4 separate regions of the Homo sapiens genome follow, and regions 1, 2 and 4 are each linked to region 3. The links are chromatin contacts, found by Hi-C or POLR2A ChIA-PET in ENCODE. All regions are on one chromosome and are shown on one strand. Each heading gives the region's core, a stretch centred on a gene start or an enhancer-like site at or near the end of the contact. The rest is flanking DNA. Distances are from core to core; before and after follow the strand shown. Region 1 overlaps TRIP11 (thyroid hormone receptor interactor 11). Region 2 has its middle 25 kb from the start of CATSPERB. Region 3 overlaps FBLN5 (fibulin 5). Region 4 holds the start of FBLN5 (fibulin 5).

Evidence for each region. A loop is a pair of places that touch in the nucleus more often than their neighbours do. ChIA-PET counts read pairs that join two places held with the same protein, here RNA polymerase II (POLR2A). Pooled maps may share reads with other maps.
Region 1: a loop to region 3 is called in a pooled map, with 3 times the contacts of the local background. The contact joins two enhancer-like sites. A Hi-C loop is called at or near these places in 8 of 50 pooled maps. POLR2A ChIA-PET finds 5 or more read pairs at or near these places in 5 of 52 experiments (CD4-positive, alpha-beta memory T cell, activated CD4-positive, alpha-beta memory T cell, activated T-cell and 2 more).
Region 2: a map of Calu3 shows a loop between it and region 3 (5-fold over the local background). The contact joins two enhancer-like sites. A Hi-C loop is called at or near these places in 1 of 168 maps with a recorded cell type or tissue (Calu3) and 3 of 50 pooled maps. POLR2A ChIA-PET finds 5 or more read pairs at or near these places in 3 of 52 experiments (WTC11, activated T-cell and naive thymus-derived CD4-positive, alpha-beta T cell).
Region 4: a loop to region 3 is called in a pooled map, with 2.8 times the contacts of the local background. The contact joins the promoter of FBLN5 here to the enhancer-like site in region 3. A Hi-C loop is called at or near these places in 3 of 50 pooled maps. POLR2A ChIA-PET finds 5 or more read pairs at or near these places in 6 of 52 experiments (B cell, BJ, T-cell and 2 more).

The regions. Positions count from the first base shown.
Region 1 is chr14:91,976,378-91,982,711 of GRCh38, reverse strand. All of the region lies in intron 16 of TRIP11 (thyroid hormone receptor interactor 11), which reads left to right. Among named protein-coding and RNA genes, the nearest start is that of FBLN5, 32 kb to the right of the region's middle. Within about 2 kb of position 2,336, at least 2 of the 41 ENCODE cell types and tissues checked have a DNase peak (open chromatin) inside an H3K27ac peak, as active enhancers do.
Region 2 is chr14:91,753,909-91,760,523 of GRCh38, reverse strand. No RefSeq gene overlaps it. Among named protein-coding and RNA genes, the nearest start is that of CATSPERB, 25 kb to the right of the region's middle. Within about 2 kb of position 4,788, at least 7 of the 41 ENCODE cell types and tissues checked have a DNase peak (open chromatin) inside an H3K27ac peak, as active enhancers do.
Region 3 is chr14:91,866,755-91,873,345 of GRCh38, reverse strand. It overlaps FBLN5 (fibulin 5), which reads left to right. Exons shown (of 11, transcript NM_006329.4): 11 at 2,961-3,935. The coding sequence ends at 3,122. TC2N (tandem C2 domains, nuclear) reads left to right here and starts at 5,810. Exons shown (of 12, transcript NM_001128596.3): 1 at 5,810-6,084. RefSeq lists an enhancer at 5,595-5,644. Within about 2 kb of position 1,250, at least 27 of the 41 ENCODE cell types and tissues checked have a DNase peak (open chromatin) inside an H3K27ac peak, as active enhancers do; they include B cell, where a contact is called at or near this core.
Region 4 is chr14:91,944,665-91,950,928 of GRCh38, reverse strand. It overlaps FBLN5 (fibulin 5), which reads left to right and starts at 3,235. Exons shown (of 11, transcript NM_006329.4): 1 at 3,235-3,716. The coding sequence starts at 3,700.

The DNA.
Region 1 (6,334 bases), core at 1,087-3,586, 110 kb before region 3:
ATGTGGGCCCAGTGTTGCCATGTCTTCAGATCTTTGAAGAGACCCTGGATATCTGCAATTTTTTCATGAAATATCTCATTAAAAAATTAATTTCAACTTGTGGATTCAAGGGTACCTGTACAGGGTTACTTGTATAGGTTTATTACTGCTTGACACTGAGGTTTGGGGTACAAATGATCTTGTCACTCAGGTAGTGAGCATAGTACCCATTAGGTTGTTTTTCAGCCCTTCTCCCCCTCTCCCTTTTCCCCCTCTGGTATCTCCAGTGTCTGCTGTTCCCATCTTTATGTCCGTATGTACCCAATGTGTGGCTCCCGCCTGAAAGTAAGAAAGTTTGTAACACTTTTAAAATTAAATATATATTCTGTCTCACATGCCAGAGGAGTAACAAGTATATAACCACTCATAATATTTACTCTTTTTAAAAAATTAGTTCTGTTTCAATATGGAGAAATATAGTTCAGATTATCTGAATTCATAATAAAGGGTTAAAGGAAGAGAATGGTGAGGAAAAATAAATTTGATTTGGTTATATTAAAAATATTTATATAAAATCAAGTGTACATAGTAACTCTGGTGAATAATCCAAATTTGGTCTACAAATAATCCAGTAGACCTCAACCAATCACAGATTCTGATCTAGTGGAATTCAGATTAATGAAGTTATACTGTATTAATATAATTCTTTTCCTGTGAGTTCATTGCTAAGAAGTAGAAGTTTATTTTTATTTTTAAGAGGCAGGATCTTATTTTTTTTTTTTTGTGGAGACGGTTTGTCTATGTTGCTCAGGCTGGTCTTGAACTCCTGGCATCAAATGATCCTTCTGCCTTGGCTTCCCAAAGTGCTAGGATTACAAGAGGCATGAGCAACTGGGCCTGGCCTAGAATTTTAAAAGATACTTTTCACTCAGCAGTGAACAATTATGATTATGGGACAACAAAACATTTACCATATACTCTAGACCTTCAAATTCTGTGTTGGATACAGTTGAAAATAATTGAGTTAAAAGACAAAGCAGGGCTGGGCACGGTGGCCCATGCCTGTAATCCCAGCACTTTGGGAGGCTGAGGCAGATGGATCACTTGAGGTCAGGAGTTGGAGACCAGCTTGGCCAACATGGTGAAAGCCTGTCTCTACTAAAAATACAAAAAAATTGGCCAGGTGTGGTGGCACATGCCTGTGATCCCAGCTACTCAGCAGGCTGAGGTGCAAGAAACGCTTGAACCTTGGGAGGCAGAGGTTGCAGTGAGCAGAGGGTGTGCCACTGCACTACAGCCTGGGTGACAGAGCGAGACTCTGTCTAAAAAAACAACAACAAAAAAGACAAAACAGATGCTTGTAAAGCTTAACCTCAAATTGCAAATAGTATAATATCTTTTAAAAATATATTATTTGGGCCGGGTGCGGTGGTTCACACTCGTAATCCCAGCACTTTGGGAGGCTGAGGTGGGTGGATCACTTGAGGTCAGGAGTTCAAGACCAGCCTGGCCAACATGGAGAAACCCCGTCTCTACTAAAAATACAAAAATTAGCCAGGCGTGGTGGCAGGCGCTTGTTATCCCAGCTACTCGCGAGACCGAGGCAGGAGAATTGCTTGAACCTGGGAGGTGGAGGTTGCAGTGAGCTGGGGCGCCACTGTACTCCAGTCTGGGTGACAGAGTAAGACTCTGTCTCAAAAAAAAAAAAAAAAAAAAAAAATATATATATATATATATATATAATATACATATAAAATTTGATGTTAAAAGTGATCTTGTATAACTTGAAATTCTGTAATAAAAAAGATCTAATTTCTAGCTTTTGCTTTGATTATATTTAATTAAATGAAGAGGTTAAATTTCCTTATTAGGTTTAATATTGTATCAGATTTAAATTTAGTTTTAAGGTATCCAGATGCAGATAAGACACCAGATGCAATTTATTTATTGACATATATATATGTATGTGAAATCATCTTTCTAACATTTTTTTCTTCCTTCTGTTGACTCCTTGGCCTCAAAGATGACAAACATGCAAAATGGAGGGGGGAAAACCTCACAAAATATTAACATTAAACAGAGTAATATATGTGATACTGATTCAGGCTAGATTGAAATATGAACTTTTTAGTTATTTTAAGAAATTGGATGATAAGTACTAATGCTTTATGTAGCACTTTACTATTTAGAAAAGTCACATTTGATCATTCAGTTGATTCTATCAAATTCTTTGAGATAAGCATGTTCATTTTACAAAATAGGCAACAAAGTCTGGCCCTGGTGATAGGACCATGATTCATATCCACTTCTGACTCTCAAGTTCTGTGTTCCTTTTTTTTCTCAGTCAGGTGACTGTTCAGTAAATCTGACTTGGATCTTGCCTACAGGAGCTTACTCATGAAATATCCAAATGACTTTGTAAGCAGTATGATTCATTTTAAGATGTAGTATGATTCATTTTAAGATGTTCTCTGAAGGCAGCATTGTAGTGTACTGTCATTAATTACAAATGAAATGTAAAATTATGATGTGCCAATTTGTTGCAATCAATTACATTTTATGTTCAATTTTTATTTTAAACCAAATGTTGAAGACCATGGCACCATGTCTAGGTGTTCCAGAGAAGAGACTCTGATATGGCAAGTTTTACTATGTCACAGATGTAGAGTAACTCTTTCTCCAAACTAGACTAAATCTCAGTTGCTTTATTGCTGAACTTTTAAAGTTCCCCCCTCCACCTTTTTTTTTTTTTAACTTCCAAAAAATTATTTTGGCATGTGAGATTATTTCACAGAAATATTTTATTTGGCTTAAAACTCATTTCTGAATAACCATATTTTCCCTGCCCATATAAATACAGTTCTGATTTCAAATTGTGGTTTGAATTAGGGTTCAGTTTTTGTAGAGAAATATTCAGAATCTCTGATGGGAGGAAAATAAGGGTGCTTGAAGAAAAAGAGGCATCTGTAGGGACCTTTGTAGTAGGTGTTTGACTTTCTTTTCCTTTCCAAACCCCTCATAGTTAATACCATCCTTCTAGCACCGTCCCTTAAATTCTGAGTTTTTCCCCCTAGACTCAAATATCAGAGTACATTCTAACTACTGCTTGAGTTTGCAACAGCCCTTTGCATTCCACATCACATTAGCTCAGGGACAAACTGTATGTTCTGATAGTGAGTTTAGGAAATTTTAACCCTGTCATTTTCGCCTTAAGGATGTTTTGACTCTACCTTTCTGAATACAGAGACTTTAATAAAAACCATACCAATCTTAGTAAGTTTTCATCAAGAAAGTATTTTTGATTTGGACTTCTACGCAGTTTGATTTCTTGATCAGTTTTTCATAGAGCAAAGTTAAAATTTTCTACTTTATTTTACTAAAATTTTTATCAGGCTCAGCTCTGCTTTGTGAATTTTACTCTGAAGATGTCTGTCATTTCACTTTCTCTCTCTCTCTCTCTTTTTTTTTTTTTTTTGGAGACAGGGTCTCGCTCTGTTGTCCAGGCCGGAGTGCAGTGGCACAATCTGAGGTCACTGCAATATCTGCCTCCTGGGCTCAGGCGATCCTCCCGCCTCAGCCTCCTAAGTAGCTGGAATTACAGGTTCATGCCGCCACACCCGACTAATTTTTGTATTTCTTGTAGAGACAGGGTTCTGCTATGTTGCCCAGGCTGGTCTCAAACTCCTGAGCTCAAGCAATATGCTTACCTCGGCCTCGCAAAGCACTGGGATTACAAGCGTGAGCCACTGCGCCCAGCCTCTCTTTTTAAAATAAGAGATAGTATAGAGTAGTGTTATATCCTGGTTATGTTCTAAAAGCAGTACTGTCCAGTAGGAATATACTGTGAGCCACGTGCAATTTTAAATTTTTTAGTGGCCATGTTAAAACAGTAAAAAGCTATAGGTGAAATTGTTTGATAATATGTTTTATATAGGGACAGGCACAGTGGCTCACACTTGTAATCCCAACATTTTGGAAGGCTATGGCAGGAGAATTACTTGAACGCAGGAGTTTGAGATCAGCCCAGGCAATATCGTGAGACCCCATCTCTACAAAAAATTAGAAATTAGCTGGTTGTGGTGGTGCACACTGGTAATCTCAACTATTTCCTGAGGCTGAGGCAGGAGGATGGCTTGACCCCAGGAGTTTGAGGCTGCAGTGAGCTGTGATCATGCCACAGCCTGGGCAACAGAGCAAGACCCTGTCTCAAATATATATACACACATATATATTTTATATATAACCCAGTATAACCAAATTATTATATAGACATGTAATCAATATACAAATTACTAATTTTAGAGGAAAGTAGGTAGGAGAAGGGAAGTCTCAGGGAAAGGGAAGGTGGGGGTTGGAGGTAGGTTAGCTAAGCTTGACCTCTGTTTTTCTGCTATCTTTCTGTAGCCTTGGGGAGGAATGGAGGAGGAAGGAGGAGAAGACCATGCCCATCTTTACTCTGTCTCCTACTTTAGTTTGTGAGTGGGACGGTTAAGTCAAAACAGTGACGAGAGATTAACTTATTTGCTGAGTTCTATTTACATTCAGAATATAGTGCTAGAAAAGGCCCAGATAACACCATGTGCTAGTAGTATACATGTGCACATTAGGAATCTAAAGTGTCTTTTACTGACTCAGACTTTAATAATAGTCCTGTCCACCCCCACCTTTTCGCCCTCTCTCTCCCCTTCTCTCTCTCCCTCTCTCGTCCAAGTTTAAATTCCTTACTGGAAAGACAGGAAAGGAAAAGTTCGTAGTAGATTTTCCAAATACAAACCTTGCTTTTATAATATGGTTATGGCAACCATCTCTATTTTGGTAAAATTGGCCTATTATATGAATGACATTTTGCAAGTTAGATTTTTGCAATTTAGGAAAACCACAAGCCATCGTAAACAGTTAAACGAGACATTTTATATACGAATTTAGTACCATAAATCGGAATTTTGGGCATTGTGCAGAAGCATTGTACAGAGCAGAATGAAAACATAAAGCAAACAGACCTGGCCTAATCTGTAAGGCTCAAAGGAAAATTCTTTAAGAAAGTGAGTTGGAAACAGAGACATGAAAGGTGAGGGCAGTCCTGATGGAAAAGAGCTTTCCAGGCAGGAAAAAAAAAAAAAGAAAAGAATGACAAAACATTTGCAGAATTCTTACAGTGGGAATTTAGAGTCTAGAAATATACCATACATTTATGGTCAATTGATTTCCAACAAGGTTGCCAAAAGAATAGTTTCTTCACCATATAATGCTGGAACAAGTGGATATCCATGTGCAAAAGAATGAAGTTGGACCCCTACCTCACACCATGCACAAAAATTAACTCAAAATGGCTGGTAGACCTAAATTTTAGAATTAAAACTATAAAACGCTTAAAACAGGTGTTGGGTTAGGTATAGTTTCTTAGATATGAAACCAAAAGCACAAGCAACAAAAGAAAAAGTACATTGGACTTCATAAAAATTGAAAACTTTTGTGTTTCAAAAGATATCATCAAGAAAGTGAGATGACAACTCACAGAATGGGGAAAACATGTTTGTAAATCATATCTGATAACGGAACTTGTATCCAGCTACTACTAGGAAAATGCAGCATAATTCAAAGGAAAAGGTTTGTGGCAGAGTCTAGCGTTTGGATGTGAATGTTTCTAGATAGAGCTCTCCTCTTTATTTCTTTCAGAACAAAAACTTATAATCTAGCTTAAAATTACTGAGCATCTCTTTCAGCTCAAACTATTCGTTTCTGGCATAACAGAACAGGTGTAAACTCTGTTTGACTGAGAGTTCCTTAGTCCAGAAATCCTTGCCCTGTGGCATGGCTGAATTTAGGAACAGGGTATCTCCTGTTGTAATTCTAGACTTTGCCTTTAATACTGCTTAAATTCCAACTATTCCACCAAGATTTTATGGATTTTGCTTCCTTTTTAAATAATAATTTAAAAATAAAATAGTCCAGGCATCCTTCTAAGTCAGTCATAAGCTATAGTATCTTGATTTGTATATTAGAGCCGATTACCTGAATTATATTTTGCAATTTCCTTACCCCCATAATAGTTTGTCCTATCCACTGCATCCTGAGCCATGGTCTTAGTTGTGTTAGATACGCTTCTTAGTCAGCTCACCAAAAACAGAGTCTGGCCAGGAAAATAGAAAAAGGAAAATATTAAAGTCCTTTCTACTTCCTCCTGTTAATAAGAGTGGCTCTGGAAATGTTTCATGCAAGGAGGCAGTGATGAAAATCTCTTCTTTGCTATTAAGTTTTTAAAGAGGATGAAAACGTTTCTTGGTTTTTCAGTATTGTATTACAAAGTTGATTACTTTCTTGGGAGTAAACCATGTGAATTAATGCACTCTGGCTT
Region 2 (6,615 bases), core at 3,539-6,038, 120 kb after region 3:
AGCTCTGTGCTCTTGAGTCGGCAGATGTTGTAAGGGACTGTGTAGATCAACCTTTAGGACAGGAGGTAGCACCTAAAAGTGAGAACCAGCTGTGGTGGTGGCAATAGAGTTTATGCTTGACCTTTGTTAATCGGGAGAAGTTCTTGGGCATTTCAGATGATGGGTAGGGCCATGGAACTCTCAGTAGTCCTGGTCCCATGATATGCCTCTGAAACAGGAGGGGTGGGATGTGGTAGTGGGATCCACTTTGTTCTCGTGCTCCTGACCCAGTGAGGCTCTCTCCTGCAGTCCAACACCGGCAGCAAGTCACAAGAAGTTTGTCTTCAGACCATGAAACTGCCTCAAGCTGTAAAGCTTCCTGCCTAGGTCAAAATTGTGGCTATCAGACTAAAACCCTCCCAGTTCAGTACCACAAAGGGAGGGTATTGTATTAGTCTGTTCTCACATTGCTGTAAAGAAATACCTGAGACTTGTAATTTATAAAGAAAAAAGGTTTAATTGGCTCATGGTTCTGCAGGCTATACAGGAAGCATGATGCTGGCATCTGCCCAGCTTCCAGGAGCCCTCAGAAAGCTTACAATTATGGCAGAAGGCAAAACAGAAGTAGGCGTGTCTGGAGCAAGAGAGATCCAGTGGGGAGGTGCTACACACTTTTAAACAACCAGATCTCATGAGAACTCACTCACTATCACAAGAATAGGACCAAAGGGATGGTGCTAAACTATTCATGAGAAACACCTCCATGATCCAATCACCTCCCACCAGGCCCCACCTCCAACATTAGAGATTACAATTCAACATGAGATTTGGGCGGGGACACAGATCCAATCCATATCAGGCATCTAACTCCCACACCTGTGGCTGGAGCCCATGCCACTCACCTCTCCTACTCAAAACTAGATTGCAAATTCCCATCCAGAGACTCTCCAAATCAGTGACTGCAACCCATGCTTGTTGGCAGGTTCTTATACAACCCACTATGAGTTAGCATCAAAAATGGCTTTCTCCTATCAGCACCCATGTTTGGGAGTGTGTGTGGGGTACTTCCCAGTGCCGTTCCTTCTCATGGTCTCCTGACTGCTCCCTGAGTCAGATCAGGGCTTGGTAAAGTCAAGAAGCTCCTCCATGGCCTGGATTGCCTGGCTGTCCAGTGGGAATGTGTATCACAGAGACAGTTTCTCCCCGTCTCACACACTGAGGATTCACTCACAGTTTCCCACCAGATCCACCCCGCAGGCTGCTGCTTGCCTTATTTTTCAGAGTATCCAAAGTTTCTTTCACTTTTATGTTGAACTCCCGTGTTCTTTCTTGGATAAAATTTCACAGTATGAATCTCTACACATTATTTTGCCTTTTCCAAATGCATGAGGCAAGCTGGCAAAGCCACTATTCTGCTATGTTGGGGAGAAAAACAGAAATGGTTGTCTTAATAGATACATGCTTTAAAATTAATCTAAGCTAGATGTAGTTTTCAATGAACTAATGTATATTGAGTGTCTATTATATATGGAATCCAGAGAAGACTGTTTCTTTGTATTTTTTTTTGTTTTATAGTACTATGATTCATTTGAAACCTATTATCAGCCTTATGACCATACCAAGTTGTGCCAGTCATTTAAAATTTTTAGTTTTTCATTATTCAACATACATTGATATACAGCCTTACATGCATGTCTATGAGAAAGTGGTAGGAGAAAGCTCTCAGCTGATTTTTGTGCAACTGAATGACCATTAATGCTTGGCAATCTTCCCAACTGAATCTGACTCAAGTAGAAATAGTTAACATTAATCAAAAGAGATTAATTACCTGCCACCAGTCTTTTGAAACAGTCTGTCCTGAGAAAAAGAGAATTCGATGATATGTAAATCCATGTTCTTTGGGAATGCTTATTTCTCCTTTTCTTGGGATACAGAAGAAGAGACAGACTCAGATACAAACCTCAATACCTGAAATCATTAGCTTTGGTCTTGGTGGGATCAAAACCAAAAAATAAAAGCTATTAATATGTGATTGAATACACAAACACACGTGCGTGCACACACACACACACACATTTATTATAAGGAATTGGCATATGTGATTATGGCAACTGGGAAGTCCAAGAATCTGCAATGTGGTCTGGCAGGCTCAAGACCCAAGAGAGCTGATGGTGCAGTTCCAGTCTCACAGAAGTCTGCTGGAGAATTTCCTCTGGCTTGGAGAAGGTGGTCTTTTCATTCTACTCAGGTCTTCTATTGATTGGATAAAGTGCACATACATCATGGAGGGCAATCTTCTTTACTCAGAGGACATCAGTGTCAATGTTATTCCCATCCAGAAACACCTTCCAAGTTGACACATAAAATTAACAATACACTTTTCCTCATCTCACCCAAATTTAGGTTAAGAGTTCTGGATACCTGAATTAATATTGCCATTGGAATGCCACTTTTACTTTTGGAGAAAAATTAGAAATAACATTTTATAAAATTAAAAAACTGTAGGCTAGGCACACTGGTTTACACCTATAATCCCAGCACTTTTGGAGGCCAAGGCAGGAGGATCCCTTGAGCCCAGGAGTTCAAGTCTAGCCTGGGCAACATAAGGAGATCCTGTCTCTACAAAAAAAAAAAAACAAAAAAACTGTAGCTAGGCATGGTGGCATGTGCTTGTAGTCTCAGATACTCAGAAGGCTGAGGTAGGAGGATCCCTTGAGCCCAGGAGTTCAAGGCTGCAGTGAGCTGTGATTATACCATGGCACTCCAGCATGGGTGACAGAGCAAGACTTTATCTCAAAAAGAAAAAAAAATACTGTGTTTCTGGTTTGCAATTATACTGAGTATTCCAGATATGAAGTGACCAGCTCATAGCACTTGCAACAAGATTATTCTCTTCTGTAGTCTGGTTGCTATATTTCTAATAATGTGACTCAAGATTTCATTCATTTTACCTCTGGACTTATCACTCTTTGAACTTTACGGTTTATCACTAGGTCTTTTTCTCTAAATGAGCTATTGTTAGGCCAGTTTTCTTCTTCCTCTTGCAATCCTGTTTTTCAGTGGTTGATGGCATTTAACCTAACGTGGATTTTCACATAACAATTGCTATTTTAAAATGTTATTAGTTACTTAACCCATATGATTTATCTTAGAACCACAGAACCTCAGAGCTAAAATGAACATTTTATAATAACAAACCGGGTCCAAAATAAATGACTTACATAGATTTATAAGGTAATTAATGACAGAGCTGAGTCAAGGATTCATGTTTCTTGATGCCTAGTTTAGTAGTCTTTGATGCAACAGACATCAAGTACATATTATATCTAGAAGTAATGTATTAAAGATAATCTTTTGGCTTAAATCATTTTAGAATGTGTAACATCCTTGTAATACAAGTCATTACCCATTTCAACTAGAGAAGAAGATATATAGAAATATCAAATGTTAACAAGGTAATAGGCCATTGCTTTTGTGTAATTCAAAATTTGATAATGATTTTGTTCTTTGCCCTAGTTATTGATAAAATTCTTAAAGTGAACATTGCCCTACTGCCTATTTCTAGGTGCTGTTCCCTTTAATAAGTATATTTTGAACATCATTTGTTTAACCCTGTTTTAACCAATTAGAAATCTATCTACTTGAATTATGTTCATTCTCTTCCCTATGTATTCTTTTTGAGTAACAAAATGAGATTATTTTAATATGACTAGAAAGGAAATATATCTTAATATGAGGGTGTACAAACTTTTGTTGTCTTAAATAAAGATTGACATGTCAAATCTGTAAAGAATAAAAGTAGACCTCATTTTTAGGTTTATTATTTTTTAAATACCACAAATGACAGTAAAGTTGCCTTCATTTAAATTGGTACCTTCAGTTACCCACCACCCCCAACCACTTCAATAGTTAAATGCATCTTACTTAAACATATTGGAAAATTTGGAGTAGAATCTTAATTAATGTTAATTTCATGTCTTTGATGATATACAATGTCCCTGCAAGATTAAAACATGATAATGGGAGTAACAAAAAATCACTGTTATTTAGTTTTTTAAATTTTGCATTTAGTGACTTTGAACAGTACAAATCAACTTAAAATGTATGCTTTGCTACTGACTATAACACTGACAATTGTATCATCAAGAGCAAATACTCAGCTTTGAGACCTTGGATCTAAAAAGCTAAAACTCTGCATTTCTGTTAAACATGTATTGATCTGGCAGTTGACAGCAGGTTGTCAAAGTGCCTTATGGTGGAAGTTGTAATAGATGATATCTACGTCCTCCTCTAATGAGTGAGTCTACCAAAGACCATGGAGAGGAAAATGTGCCTCTTATTGCCTGACTCCTGATGAATAAGACTTCAGTGAAGTGCAGAAAACAGGCCTCTGCTAGGTCTATCCATGACAGGCAAGTTACCCAAATGAAAACCTTGGGCTCTGTCTCAGCTGTCACCCTAACTTTCAAGTGACAGCAGCTAGCCTTTCAAAGTTCTAAGCACCTTTGAAGAGTTTCTGATAACACATTTAAAAGTATTATCACAGATGAAAGAGAATTCATTATGTCAGACCTACCTCAAAAGTTTTAAGTTTGTTCTTAAGTCCTTTCAGAGAAATTAACAATCCAGGAATAAATCTTTTAATTTACCCTACCTATTGTGGTTACTAGTACAAGGCACCTTTCTGATAATGAAACAGAAATCCTTTCATTCCTGGAATTTCCTGTTGGGAGTGTAGAGTTTTCTGAGCAATATGTAACGTTGGTTAGTTACGCAATATGTTGGATTTTACTGCCAGCTTTGTTTAAAAAGGGTGTGAGAGGCTTTGACCAACAGGAATGTGAAGTCAAAGTTAAGTATGGCATCATCTTACCACCTGTCACATGAATAAACCCGGATTCATAAGCAAATATGTTATACATTTAAGTGTTTTTATTAACTCAGATAAGCTAACTATAAAATAGTTTTATCTTTACCTGTATATAATTTGGAGAAACTATCTTTTTCCCTCCAGGAAAATGTTAGTGGAGAAAAATTGGTCCCCAAAGTTGCATACAAAAGTTATTAAACATGTGAGGGAGGTTGTCTTCAGTGATTGCAGGGGAGATGGATGGATCTGGAGATATGCTCATAATATATTTAAATCCCAGTACATGGGTGAGAGTCAAGTCTTCAGCACTATGGCAAACCTGCTAAGATTCAGGCCCCTGCTCTCTCCTCTGTCTCTAGCTACTTGGATAGGTGCTTAGTTCTCCCACATAACATTTCAAGATCTGTTTAGAATAACCCCTCCCAATCTTATGCAGAAAAGCATCCATATGCTGTTTTTAAGGATATAGAGACTATGTTGTAGTCTCCTTCAATAATACATTACCTATTTTTAATAACTTTAAGCCTCAGAAATTTCTTAGGTTAATATCTAATCTAATTTTCTCTGTAAGGCAGTTCTCAACCTTAGCACTATTGACATTCTGGGCTGGATAATCCTTTGCTGGTGGGGAGCAGGGGGGACTTGCCTGTGCATTATGAGATAGATGTTTGGCAGCATGCCTGGGCTCTACTCACTAGATGCCAGTAGCACCCTGCTCCCGGTTATGATTGCCAAAAATGTCTCCAAACATTGTCACATGTTCCATAGGGGTCAAAATTGCCCCTGTTTGAGAACCACTGCTCTAAGACAGCATAGAATGTTAGATAACTGTCCAGTTTTTATTTTCTCTTTTCCACTTGGCTGTGATTTACTTGAGATCTCACTTAAGAGGTGAGACTGGAACCTGGGTTTCCTAACTTCACTGTTAGTTTTTTTCCTAACACACCATGCTTTCTTGGTTTAAGATGCTCTGATACCCTACTTATGGGCTTGTCCAGCTATGAGTTCTGTTACAGTATAGCTAACCATTTAGTAACCTACTCCACATTATGCACATAAAATCTGTAGTTCTCCTTAATATCCACTTGTACATATTGTTTTGGCTTGTTTCTCCCAGAAGCAATCCTGAAATGGGAATTTGTGTAAAAGCGGCTTATTAGGAGGTGTTCTCAGGAAAAATTGGTAGAGGAGTGGGGAAGTGGCCAGGGAAGAGAAGGAAACAAAACAATGGTACAATGTCAGGCAAACTTCCAAGCAAGTAATTTTAGCTCAGTCCCCCTGGAGAGCCCTGGAGACAGTGTAGATCATATCTCAGAACTGTTCCAATCAGGTACAAGAGAAAAAAACTACAGTGTGCATACTTCCCTGCCCATCAGTCATTGTTTGAGGTGGAGTTTCTTAGCCTTGATACTATTGACATTTTGGGGGTAATTCTTTGGTTTTTTTTGTTTTTGTTTTTGTTTTTGTTTTTGTTTTTTGTCTTGGGAGTCTGTCCTGCGCATTGTAGGCTGTCTGGCTACAATCTCTGGCTTCTATGTGTTAGATGCCAGTAGCCTCCCAGCCACCTTTCCCGGCCCGGTTATGACAACCAAAAGTATCTCTAGACACTTTGACTCCTGGAGCTCAAAGTCACGTCCTCATTCAGAACCACTGGTTTAAGTGTCCCTGGGGAGATGTAAATTTCCAGGAAATTTACTCAGGCAAAATGGTCTTTGGCAGCTTAAGAGCAGCCCTCTGACTGACACTGGCATTGGCTGTGGGGGTGA
Region 3 (6,591 bases), core at 1-2,500:
TTAAGAGGTGTAGGAAAGGTTGTAGCCAGATGCCTGGCATCATAACCACCACCGTCATCACTGTCGCCACCATCCTCCTCCTCCTCATCTTTTCGCACCACCAAGCCTACTAATGCCCACGGGCTCTCAGGGGTTTATTTCATTAATGCCCTGGCTCTGCCCTAAAAGCCGAATGTGGAGGTGGCTGTCCTCAGCTCTTGTGGCAGGTACTTGAGCTCTTCCAGGTGCTTGTGGGTAGGGTGGACCCAGGTGGAGGCCGGACTCACCAGCTTCTGCAGTTACTTCCAAATGGGAGAGTCTAGGATTTCAAATGGGATAGTTGAGGATTCTTTCGTACTCAGGAGACATTTACCAGGAGAGCCCAAAGGAACAACTTGGAAGTTTGCACTTGCCCCCTTCTCCCTTCCAGACCTTGGGCTCTGCAGATCTCCCTCTGGAGGGCTGTCCCTAGCTCAGGGTTCTCAACTCTTGGTCTTTGTTCACGCAGTGAAAGCTGGTGAGATATTTGTATATGTAAAGGCTGCAGGCATTTCCTTGTGTGGCTTTACCCTCTGAAGCCCTGGCCCAGGGCTCAGGTTTCGTAAGGGCTGACAAGGAAGTCCAAGAAATCTGCGTGAGGAGGTGCCAATAACGTGGATGCTGACGGGAACAGGAGGAACCAGTGCCAAGAGGAAATTGTGTGGCTGTCAGGCTGCCGATAGCCTCATGGATAGGGGAGGTCCCAGCGCCTGGCCTGCACCTGTCTGCCAGCCCCACCCTTGTCTTACTTGTGGTGGCTCTTGGGGATGTTCAGAACTTTATGGGGCGCCCTCCTTTTATGGAGACAGATAAAACATCTAGTGTAGCTTTAAACCAGCTAGGTTCCTTTATTTTGCAGAGACTGTTGCTTGCAGCTTCTGGGCACAGGGCTGGGCTCTGCAGTGTATGGGAAGTGATTGTCCAGCCCATCCCTTTTCTTCTTCACACTGTTTCCTCTAACAGTGCCAATATCTGTCCCTTGCACTGACCGCGAGCATCTCTCATTAGGTGGGTGCTAGGAAGAAGTGAAACACACATCAGCCTCTTCTGATACCTGCTGTGCAGTGAAAAAAGCCTGGGGCTTGGGGTCAGAAATACCTGAATGGAAGCCCTTGGTTCTGCCCAAGACTAGCTGGGTAACCCTAAGCAATTATTTAACCTCATGGGACCTCAGTTTGCTTACTTATAAAACGGGGAAGTAATGAGTCATACCTTTCATACAGCACTTAGACAAGGACAGCCAGGGCCCCCCCACCTGGGTCCTGTGCTTTTAGATCAATATTTCTCAATACTTAATGTGCACACAAAGCCCTGGGGATTGTGTTAAGCCACAGATTCTGGCTCAGTAGATCCTAGCCCTGAGATTCTGCATTTATAAGAAGCTCCCTGGTGATGCCCATGCTGCTGGTCCAGGGACCACACTTTGAGTGGCAAGGCCTTTCAGGGTTTTATGAGAATTTTTTTTTTTTTTTTTAGCTGGAGTCTCGCCGTTGTCCAGGGTGGAGTATAGTGGTGCGATCTCTATTCACTGCAACCTCTGCCCCCCAGGTTCAAGCAATTCTTGTGCCTCAGCCTCCCAAGTAGCTGGGATTACAGGCACCTGCCAACATGCCCTGCTAATTTTTCTAGTTTTAGTAGAGATGGGGTTTCACCATATCAGCCAGGCTGGTCTCCAACTCCTGGCCTCAAGTGATCCGCCCACCTCGGCCTCCCAAATGCTGGGATTACAGTTGTGAGCCATGGTGCCTGGCCATTTTATGAGGATTAAATAAGCAGATGTACATAAACATGGTTAGAAGAGTGCCTCACACATGATGGGTGCTCAGTTGATGTCATTCCTCTCTGCCTTCCTCCTTGAAAGTTTTAGAAAAAGACTCAGTGGAGGAGAGAGTTCACGCGAAATTATTAGGACCACAGTGATCAGGTTACAGAATGGTGAAGCTGGAGATGACTCTAGGGTGCCTAGAGGGGGGTTCTTAAATTCCACCTTTCCCAGGCATCACCTAAAAATATACTGACATAGAAAATCTTGGAATGGGCCCCTGGAATTGTTAGTTTAACAAAAAAAGTTCCAGTAGCCTTTGATGCCTTTTTTTTTTTTTTTTTAAATTACTGATCTGGTCCAAACCCTCATTTTATTTTTCCTCAAAAACGTTTTTTAAAACTTTTATTCCACTTTCAAGAGTACATGTGCATGTTGGTTGTATAGATAAATTACTGTGTCGTAGGAGTTTGGTGTATATATGATGTCATCACCCAGGTAATAAGCATAGTACCCAGTAGGTAGTTTTTCAATCCCCTCCCTCCTCCTGCCTCCCACCCTGAAGCAGGCCCTGGTGCCTGTTTTTCCCTTCTTTGTGTCCATGTGTATGTACTCAATGCCAAACCCTCATTTGAGAGATGAGCCCCAGAGGGGTGAAGTGACAGCCCTAAGCCATGCAGAAGTTTCAATCAATGATTCGTTCATCATTCAATATATGTTTTCTGAACACCTTCTGTGTTCAAGGCACCATGCTGGCTTCTAGGGGGACTCAGTGGTGAAAAGCCTGACCCCAGTACCTGTTCTTACAGAACTCATAGCCTAGTGGGAGCCTAGATATCAGACACGGATCAGGTAGACAGTATGGACAATCATACATGGTCATAAATGCTTTCCATCCTGTACAAAGTAAAGGCTGCAGCGTCAGAGGTCGCAGGGGGACCTGACTTAGATTGGGGAACCAGAGAAGGCTCCTCTTAGGAAGTGACCTTTCAGATGAGACCTGAAGGGTTTGCAGAAAAGAACCAGGTGGAGAGTGGGCAAAGCCAGGGAAAGAGCATGGCACAGTTGAGGCACCGAGGGGGTGCCAGTTTGACTGACGGAGGCAAGGGAGCGCCCAGGTGGGGCTGCAGGGCCACCATGCAGGCCTTTTCTCACTGGTGTTCCCCGGTTCTGTCCATAGCAAACGGGCCCCATCAGTGCCACCCTGGTGATGACACGCCCCATCAAAGGGCCCCGGGAAATCCAGCTGGACTTGGAAATGATCACTGTCAACACTGTCATCAACTTCAGAGGCAGCTCCGTGATCCGACTGCGGATATATGTGTCGCAGTACCCATTCTGAGCCTCGGGCTGGAGCCTCCGACGCTGCCTCTCATTGGCACCAAGGGACAGGAGAAGAGAGGAAATAACAGAGAGAATGAGAGCGACACAGACGTTAGGCATTTCCTGCTGAACGTTTCCCCGAAGAGTCAGCCCCGACTTCCTGACTCTCACCTGTACTATTGCAGACCTGTCACCCTGCAGGACTTGCCACCCCCAGTTCCTATGACACAGTTATCAAAAAGTATTATCATTGCTCCCCTGATAGAAGATTGTTGGTGAATTTTCAAGGCCTTCAGTTTATTTCCACTATTTTCAAAGAAAATAGATTAGGTTTGCGGGGGTCTGAGTCTATGTTCAAAGACTGTGAACAGCTTGCTGTCACTTCTTCACCTCTTCCACTCCTTCTCTCACTGTGTTACTGCTTTGCAAAGACCCGGGAGCTGGCGGGGAACCCTGGGAGTAGCTAGTTTGCTTTTTGCGTACACAGAGAAGGCTATGTAAACAAACCACAGCAGGATCGAAGGGTTTTTAGAGAATGTGTTTCAAAACCATGCCTGGTATTTTCAACCATAAAAGAAGTTTCAGTTGTCCTTAAATTTGTATAACGGTTTAATTCTGTCTTGTTCATTTTGAGTATTTTTAAAAAATATGTCGTAGAATTCCTTCGAAAGGCCTTCAGACACATGCTATGTTCTGTCTTCCCAAACCCAGTCTCCTCTCCATTTTAGCCCAGTGTTTTCTTTGAGGACCCCTTAATCTTGCTTTCTTTAGAATTTTTACCCAATTGGATTGGAATGCAGAGGTCTCCAAACTGATTAAATATTTGAAGAGAGCTTGTGTTTGGTTCATTTTGACATCATAGACGAGTCAGCCTTTGGGGTTCTAGTTCTGTTTAAACCTGTTTATTGTGCGCTGGCTTAGAAAGCTCTCCAGAGAGCTAGGGCATTATCTGTGACTCTGGCAAATTGATGGGAGGGGGGCGGTGGGGCAGAGAAATAGGGGTCGTGGGGAAGTTAGGGGGAGGCATCATCCCTGAGTCCTGTTTCATCTGATTAGAAAACAACCAACAATCCTTCTCTTACGTAGATTATTTCCGGTGCTCCTGCAGAACAGGAATGTATTCAAGTTACTTTAAACCAGTGGCCTTCAACCCTGGCTGCATAGACGGATAACCAGTAGAACTTTGGAGGAAAGATTGATTCCCCGGGACATGCCCCCAGACACTCTGATGTCATTGGGCTTAGGTAGGGCCCGGCCATCAGGATTTTTGAAAACTTGACTATGTAGCCAGAGTTGAGAATGTATTGTTATAAACCCTAGAAAGAGAGGTGGACAGATGGGGCTGGAGCCCTAGCTGCCTTGCCCTCAATGTCTTTTCTGCTCATTGTAGGATACATTATTCTTTTCCTGGTCAGGGCCTCTGGACATCCTTCAAGTCTTAGAACCCTGTGCAGGGGCCAAGAGAGTCAACATTGCAAGTCACAGGAGAACAGGTTGGGATGGCTGTCTTTATGTGCCATCCCAGGAATCAACCCAAGGCTTCAGGAAAAAAGTGCACTCCCTGATAGCTGAGGTGGAGTCTACAGATCCATCTGAGGGTGCTCCCATCCTACCTGTTGGTGAGGTATTCATTAAGGACCCCCACAGTGCCTATCAGGAGTTGTGTCCTGGACCCCTAGTCTTAGTAGGCATTCCACAGATCCTTGTGATATGGACAGGAGACAGGGAAATACTGGGTAGAAGAGGGTGGTTCCCTGGCAAAGGCCCCACCCTCAAGCCTGGGTACCCATGGCCCTAAATGAGGACAGCCATTCCTGTTTTCATCCCTAAAAAGTTGCCTTTTGGCCTGCCATGTCCCCTATCCTGTACCCATATAAACCCTGAACCCCAGGCTCCAGGCTCCAGAAGCAGACGGGGAGACAAGAAGATGAGCAGACATGAATGGCAGAAAAGCACGGCAAAGAAGGAGAGAAGAGAAGGAACATTGGGAGGAATTCGACTGGAGACGATCTGAAAACTGGCCACTGGATGGCCAAACTCCAGGGGAAGATCATCTTCCCACTCCATCCCCTGTCCAGCTCCCCATCCATCCTACTTAGAGCCACCTCCACCACTCAATAAAACCCCTGCATTCATCCTGCAAATCCATGTGTGACCTGATCCCTCCGGGATGCTGGACAAGAGCTCGGGATACAGGAAACTGTCACACTGGCCCTCTGCCCTGGCAAAAAGGGAGAGGGTCCACTAAGCTGGTTAACGCTTAAGCTGTCCACGGATGGCAAGGCTGAAAGACTGCACTGTTTCAGTGCCTACTCGGGCTTTGGAAGTCACAGACACCGACCCCGGGATGCTGTCATGGGGCTGGGGCCCAAAAGTGCTCACCCTGGTTCCTGCACCTGCCTGTCTGCGTGCTCCCCTTCCCATAAGGGGTTTTAGCTTGGGGTGGCTGAAGAGAGAGCCACACCCCTGTTGCACATCCTGTGAGGGGGCCAGGGAATTCTCCTGTTCCACTTAGTAGTATCTTAGGCCTTCAGTGGAAGGAAACAGCATGTTCCACGCCCTGTAGCATCCAAGAAGCTGCAAGTCCTCCCTCCTCACCCCAAGAGCATTTCTCACACCCACACCACACACCTCACTTTGCTGTTGGCTGTGGTTATTTTTTTCTCTAACTAAGCACATCTAAACCATGCCTAGTTGTGGTTCTTCAGTCAGGGTCAAGTGGTGTTAGCAATCACATCAGCACCAAATGGCTCAGGATGCTCTGGTTTCAAAGCTTATAAAACAGAGGGTGATTCCCTTGGGACTCACTCAGCTCGGCTCCGAAAAGCAAAGGCCAGAAGGCAGCAGTGAGCCTGGGTCCCTGCTGTGTAGGGAGACTCAGGGGCTGGGAAGAAGGATGGAATCAGAAATGCTGAAGGTTTACGTGAGCTTTGCACCGAGCGCCTCCGAACCACTGCCTCTGGGCTCAACAGAACACAGGGGTAAGTCTCCATGAACTTCTCAAAAAGAAAACTGGGAAGCTTTCTGTCTTGATGATTTGAGGACCCACTGGTTTCAGAGGTGCCACATTTGGAACCAGATCCGAGTCTTTAAGGTTTGTGTTTTATTTGTTCATGTCAAAATGTGGCTTCCTGCTTCTAAGAAAAGAAACTCAGGCTCATAAAAGCAGCCTCCAAGGGCTTCTTGGACCTCAAATTGCGCTTTCAAAATGTGGTCTGATGGGTTCAGTGTAAATGCACCAGAGGCATGTGGGATCCATTTACCTTAAAATACACTTGGGCCTAAAAATTAAGAGAAAAACAGTCCAGGGCAAAGTGTATACTGCAAAGTCAAGCTCCAAACATTTGGGAAACAGTTCTAGAGGCTGCTGGAACCCCAAATGCTACTTGCTTTACCTACCCCTTGGGAATCATCAAATGTTATTTTTTGTACAAGACTGGGGATGAGCCTGCTCTCTGATCCCAGTGCTGTGCTCTGCTGTGCAGTTC
Region 4 (6,264 bases), core at 1,986-4,485, 76 kb before region 3:
GTATGAATCAAGAGACAGAAACTGCCAGAGGAGATGAACAGGCTGCCTTGGGGTCACAGGGCACATGAGGAGCAGCTGAAAGCCCCTGGGATGTTCAGCCTGGAGATGAGAATAGTAGCGTGGGCGAGGAGTGGAAGGGTAATAGGAAGCTTGTTGTTTCCAAGTTGGGGGGCCCCTGGCTTTAGAGGGGAGAATTAGATTCCATGAACAGTAATTACATACAGGGAAGTGGATTTGGGTTCAACTGAAGAGAGAATTTTCTAACAGTTTGAGTTATTCAATAGTGAGATGGGCTGTTTTGTGGCGCTGTGATTTCCTCGTCCACAGAAGTGGATAATTTACTATTTATTAAGGATATTTTGGAGGGCATTGTGTAGGGAATGGGAACGTGGACACAGTGAAAATCAAGAGGATAACTGTTATTTCATTCCCGCAACAACCCTGGCGATGTTATCATCGCCATCTTGCAGATGAGAAAACTGAGATGTCGAGAGGGTAGGAGGAAAAACCAAGACTTGGACCCAAGTGTTTTATGGCAGTCTTCGTTTTCTCCCCCTTTCCAACCCTACAATTTTAAGATGGAAACAATCTCTCATCCAAGATGGGTCCCGGGACAGTTTTGCTTCCAACGGTCTCAATTTGCCTATGTAGGAAACAGGTATATTGATTTCCTCTCCTTCCGTGTTCTTCAAGAAGGTTGACAGTATCTGCGAGGTGAATGGACTGAGTCCCTTAAAACTCTTCCTACCCCCACAACTAGTTCTACATCAGATATTTTAAGTTTTATTATTTTGAATATTACTCATATTTTGAATAGGTAATACAGGTACAAGGTACAAAATTCAAGTTATGCCAAAAAGTGAGCAATGAGGAGCGAATTTTCCTCTCCTATTTCTTTTCCAATTGTCTGCCTGATTTCCCTCCTAGGAGATGGTTACAGACCATATGTTTAAACCCCCAGATTCATATGTTGAAATCTGAATCCCCAAGGTGATGGCTCTAGGAGATGAGGCCTTCAGCAGGTGATTAGATCATGAGGGTGAAGCTCTCACGAATGGGACCAGTGCCCTTATAAAAGGAATCCCAGTCTCTGGCCAGGCGCGGTGGCTCAAGCCTGTAATCTCAGCATTTTGGGAGGCCGAGGCCCATGGATTGCTTGAGCCCAGGAGTTCAAGACCAGCCTGGCCAACATGGCAAAACCCCATCTCTACTAAAAATACAAAAATTAGCCAGGCACGGTGGTGCGTGCCTATAATCCCAGCTACTTGGGAGGCTGAAGCAGGAGAATTGCCTGAACTTGGGAGGTAGAACTTGCAGTGAGCCGAGATTACACCACCATACTCCAGCCTGGGCGAGAGAGTGAGACTCCATCTCAAAAAAAGGAACCCTAGTCTCCCTCTCTCCATCATGTGAGGACATAGCAAGAAGACAGTCATCTGCAACCAGGAGAGGACCCTCATGAGAACCTGGCTATGCCCACACCCTGATCTCAGACTTCCAGCCTCCAGAACTGGGAGAGATAAATGTTATTGCATAAACCACCCAGTCTATGGTATTCTGTTATAGCAGCCTGAGCTAAGACCAATAATACTCATGGTTTCTTGTGCATCCTTCAGGTGATGTCTTTTCTGTACGTGTACAAGCAAGAACTTATGTATTTATTTTTTTTCCCACAAATGATGGCATGCTTTACACACAGTTCTGCAGCTTACTTTTTACATTTATTACTATATTAGATCAATCTATGTGAAATTACCAATATTCTACTGTTTTGACCCACAAAATATATTGGAAACCCTTCAATAGCAGTGCATACGGAGCTGTTTCAGTCTTTTTTTCAAAATAAGATATAACATACATAAGACTTCACAAATATTAAATGTACACACCCCTACATAACCAGCATCCAGATCAATCATTAGATTATTACCAGCACCCAGAAGGGGCTGGGCTGCCTCCCAGTCACTATCTGACTTTGAATTTTATATAAATGGAGTCGTTTGATGTGGACTCTTAAGTGTCTAGGTTTTAATTGGTTGCACAATAGTCCCTTTGGAAGCCCCTTACTTTATTTAACCCTATTGGTGCCTTGCTGATCGACCTTAAAGGTGTTTATAATCTTTTGCTTTTACAAACAATGGGGGGATGAACAACCTTATAAACATAAGGTATTTAAAAAAGTGTTTTACAGGAAATTTCAAACACGTAAAAGGAAATAGATTAGACTAGTATAATGGACACAGCTTCAACAACTATCCACATTCTGTTATTCTCCTTTGGGTAGAATTCCATTTACTTACCCCCAAAAATGCCTTAGGGAAGGCTAAATATGTAGACTCCAGAGGCTCAGCTGTACCAATGAATAGCTGCGTGACTATGGGGAGGTTACCTAACCTCTCTTATCTTCACCTCTAATAACATGGAGATGATCATTCCTACTGCTTAGAGTGGTGGTGAGGACAGGGGACCTGGATCAGGGCTTTTCGGCTGCAGGTAGGAAGATGCAGGTGGAAGCAGATGGGATAGGCCACAGTCCATCCACTGGCGTTTTATAGAGTGAGTGCCTTCTGTAAGATTTCATTGACAAAAGTACTCCAATGGCTTAAAAACAAACAAACAAACAAACAAACAAACAGGAAAAAGAAACAGGTTGAAGCCTCCACTAGAATGAATGCAAAGGACTCAGCATGTCTTATGTGCTGTCTCCACCATTCTGCTTTTCCAGACTGTCCCTTCTTCAAATCACCGTTTAACTTGTTAAAATCACTTTCGAGCCAGGGGACACTTTTCCAGGAAAGCGAGAAAATGCCAGGGAGAATCGGGGAATGAGGGCGGGGAGAGAAAAGCGTCCTAAGACTTGCATTGCACAAGCTGAAGTCTGGAATTCGCACCAGCGGGATTCCATCCTCTTCCCCCCCACCCCACCCCGCTGCTCCCCACCCCTTCTTCGGGAAGATCGCGACTCTCCCGTCGCTCGCCCCAAGCCTCTGCTTCGTAGGTTCTGGTTTCCCAATCGATCGTGAGTTTCTAGTCCCTGGAGCTGCGTGGGTCGTGAGTTCAAGTCCCTTTCCTTCCGGAGGCGACAACGTTCTCGCGGGTCCCCTTGCCACGCAGCGCGGGCGTGCACGCCCCTCCCCGCCGGGCCGCGCTGCCAGCCCCGCCCCGCCCCTGGGTGGGAAGGTCAAGGGGCCCGGGCCCTCCCAGCCCCCGCACCCCTGCGCGCGCCCGCCCCTCGCCTTCTGCCCGGGCGCTCGCAGCCGAGCGCGGCCGGGGAAGGGCTCTCCTCCCAGCGCCGAGCACTGGGCCCTGGCAGACGCCCCAAGATTGTTGTGAGGAGTCTAGCCAGTTGGTGAGCGCTGTAATCTGAACCAGCTGTGTCCAGACTGAGGCCCCATTTGCATTGTTTAACATACTTAGAAAATGAAGTGTTCATTTTTAACATTCCTCCTCCAATTGGTTTAATGCTGAATTACTGAAGAGGGCTAAGCAAAACCAGGTGCTTGCGCTGAGGGCTCTGCAGTGGCTGGGAGGACCCCGGCGCTCTCCCCGTGTCCTCTCCACGACTCGCTCGGCCCCTCTGGAATAAAACACCCGCGAGCCCCGAGGGCCCAGAGGAGGCCGACGTGCCCGAGCTCCTCCGGGGGTCCCGCCCGCGAGCTTTCTTCTCGCCTTCGCATCTCCTCCTCGCGCGTCTTGGACATGCCAGGAATAAAAAGGTGGGTTCTCGGCGCTGGACTTTTCTTTCTCCAGGGTCTGGAAGCCTTGCTAAAAATCCGATGGGTGGAAAATGGTTATGGCTGCGATTCAGGCGGTGTCAGGATATTGGAAAAGGCATGAGCTAGTGATGCAATGATATTGTTAATTATAAAAAGCTGCGCCTCTGTAATTTCCATCTTGAAGCGTTCTTTTGGGAGTGGGTATTTTCTAATACAGTTTCAAAAGCCAGCATCAGAGAGGGCTGCGAAATTCTCAGCGCTTCATTCCTCTTTCTTTTCTGGAAAGGGCAGCAACTTTGTCGTTTTAAGGGATTTTTGTATGTATTTTTTAAATTTCGGGAGGCCAATTACTAGTTCACTAGCAATTACTGCGCCGCATCGGCTGATAGACAAGCAGACAGGCTAGCTGAACACCGCGGGGCTGGATTTGCTCTATGTTTGTGTGGGATTCTCACAGAAGTTTCAAGCCAATGAGAAGTGGGAACTGCAGACAGAGATACATGTAAGCAAATGTTTTGCTATTCTTTAAGGAAATTGCAATTACAGTTAAGTAATCCTTAAGTCTTGGAGAACTTTACCTAAATGACACCCACAGTCTTTATTCAGCGAGCTCTTGAAAACATACTGCTTTGAACAAATTAACCTTGTGTGCGTATGTATGTGTCTGTGGGGTGTGTGTGTGTGTGTGTGTGTGCTGAAAACTAAGCTGTAACAATGTCATCCTGGATTGGGGACCAGCACTTCTGTGACAGGCAGTCCTGGTATTTGGTTGGTCTCTCCGGCTTTCCTTGTGTTTCAGGCTGAGGCACAACACCGGCGAACCCACCTGCTTTAGAAAGTTCCCAGGACCGGTTATGAGCACCAACCTGCCTCCCCCCAGCTATTCTTATAGTTAGTTCATTTTTGGAGTTTCCAGGGTTTTTTTTTTTTAATCACAAGGTGCAGCTATTCGTGATGCTGTGAGGCAGTAGTGCTTGGGTATTCTTTCATTTTAGGAAAATCCTATTAGCCTGGAACCTGTTTGGCCCCCAGGACTCAGCTGTGGCTCTTCCAAGAGGCTGGGCTTGAGGCAAGACCTGTCCCAGGGCTGCCTCTAGCCAAAGGGAATGGGGCTGCGGGGAGTAGGGGGAAAGATGGGGTTAGCATGCCTTTTCAACTAGCTCTTGAAGTCCACTGTGTTGCAGTCAGCCTGTTCTTTCTCCAACATAAACGAGACAGGGTTTTATAACCAACTGAAAGGAAACTTCATGTGAAGAAACAGGAAAACATTGAAATTCATAATACACAGACTGGAAAATAAATTTGTTATTGTTCTTTCATTCCTTCCAGATATAAATCTGGCCATGGCAAATATCAAAAAGCCCTGGGATTTGGCTCTGCACTTTATAAGGTCAGAGCTGTCTCCAGCGTTCTAGAATCTGGCTCACCCAGGCACTTACATGAAAACTTGTGGACTCTCAGCGTCCTTATTTTTTGGATTGGGGACTCGATAAAGGAAATGGCCTCGCATCTCCTAAGATCGTATCAGGGCCCTATTCCCTCTGGATGTCAGCTTAACTCCAGGTCCTCTAATACCCAGGGTTGCTGATGCAGATGGGCCATGTGTCCTGAAAGGGAGGGATTATATTGTTGTGGTGCACGTTTGTAGTAACGGGCCCCAGAATTCAGCCATGTCCCCAGGTTCACTGCTCTGTTGAAGAAGCCTTCAAGATCACCTTCTCCAGGAAGTCTTGTTGCTACCCACAGCCTGGTTGTTATGGCACCCAATAGGTATTTCTTTCCATGCCCTTGCCAAGGTGTATGGACATTGTCGTGGCTCCCCAACTGGTTCTCAAGGGTAGTGGTTGTTTCACAGTTCTGTAGCTCCTCCATCTGGCATCCACACCCACAAGCAGTAGTTGCTTGGATAAACTGCTGTTGAACTGAATAATAGTACTAGATAACGCTCTGCTTTTGTTTAGATTTTCTTTTTTTTTTTTTTTTTGAGACGGAGTCTCGCTGTCTCCCGGGCTGGAATGCAGTGGCGCAATCTCGGCTCCCTGCAACCTCTGCCTCCTGGGTTCAAGTGATTTGTCTGCCTTGGCCTCCAGAGTAGCTGGGACTACAGGCGCCTGCCACCACAGTCGGCTAATTTTTGTATTTTTAGTAGAGACGGGGTTTCACCATGTTGCCCAGGCTGGTCTCAAACTCCTGACCTCGGGTGATCCACCCACCTCGGCCTCCCAAAGTGCTGGGATTAGAGGTGGGAGCCACCATGCCCAGCCTGATTTTGTCTTTTTTTCTACCATAACCATTTTGAAGAGTCTAGTTCAGTAGTGTTAACTGCATTCACATTGCTGTGCAATCTCCAGAACTCTTTTCACCTTGCATGACTGAATCTCTGTACCTATTAAACAATTCCCCATCTTCCCCTCCCACTAAGCCCCTGGTTACCAACATTCCACTTTTTGTCTCTGTAATTTCGACTACACTAGGTGCCTCGTATAAATGGACCCATGCAGACTTTGTCTTTTTTGTGAGTGGCTTTTTTCACTTAACATAATACAGT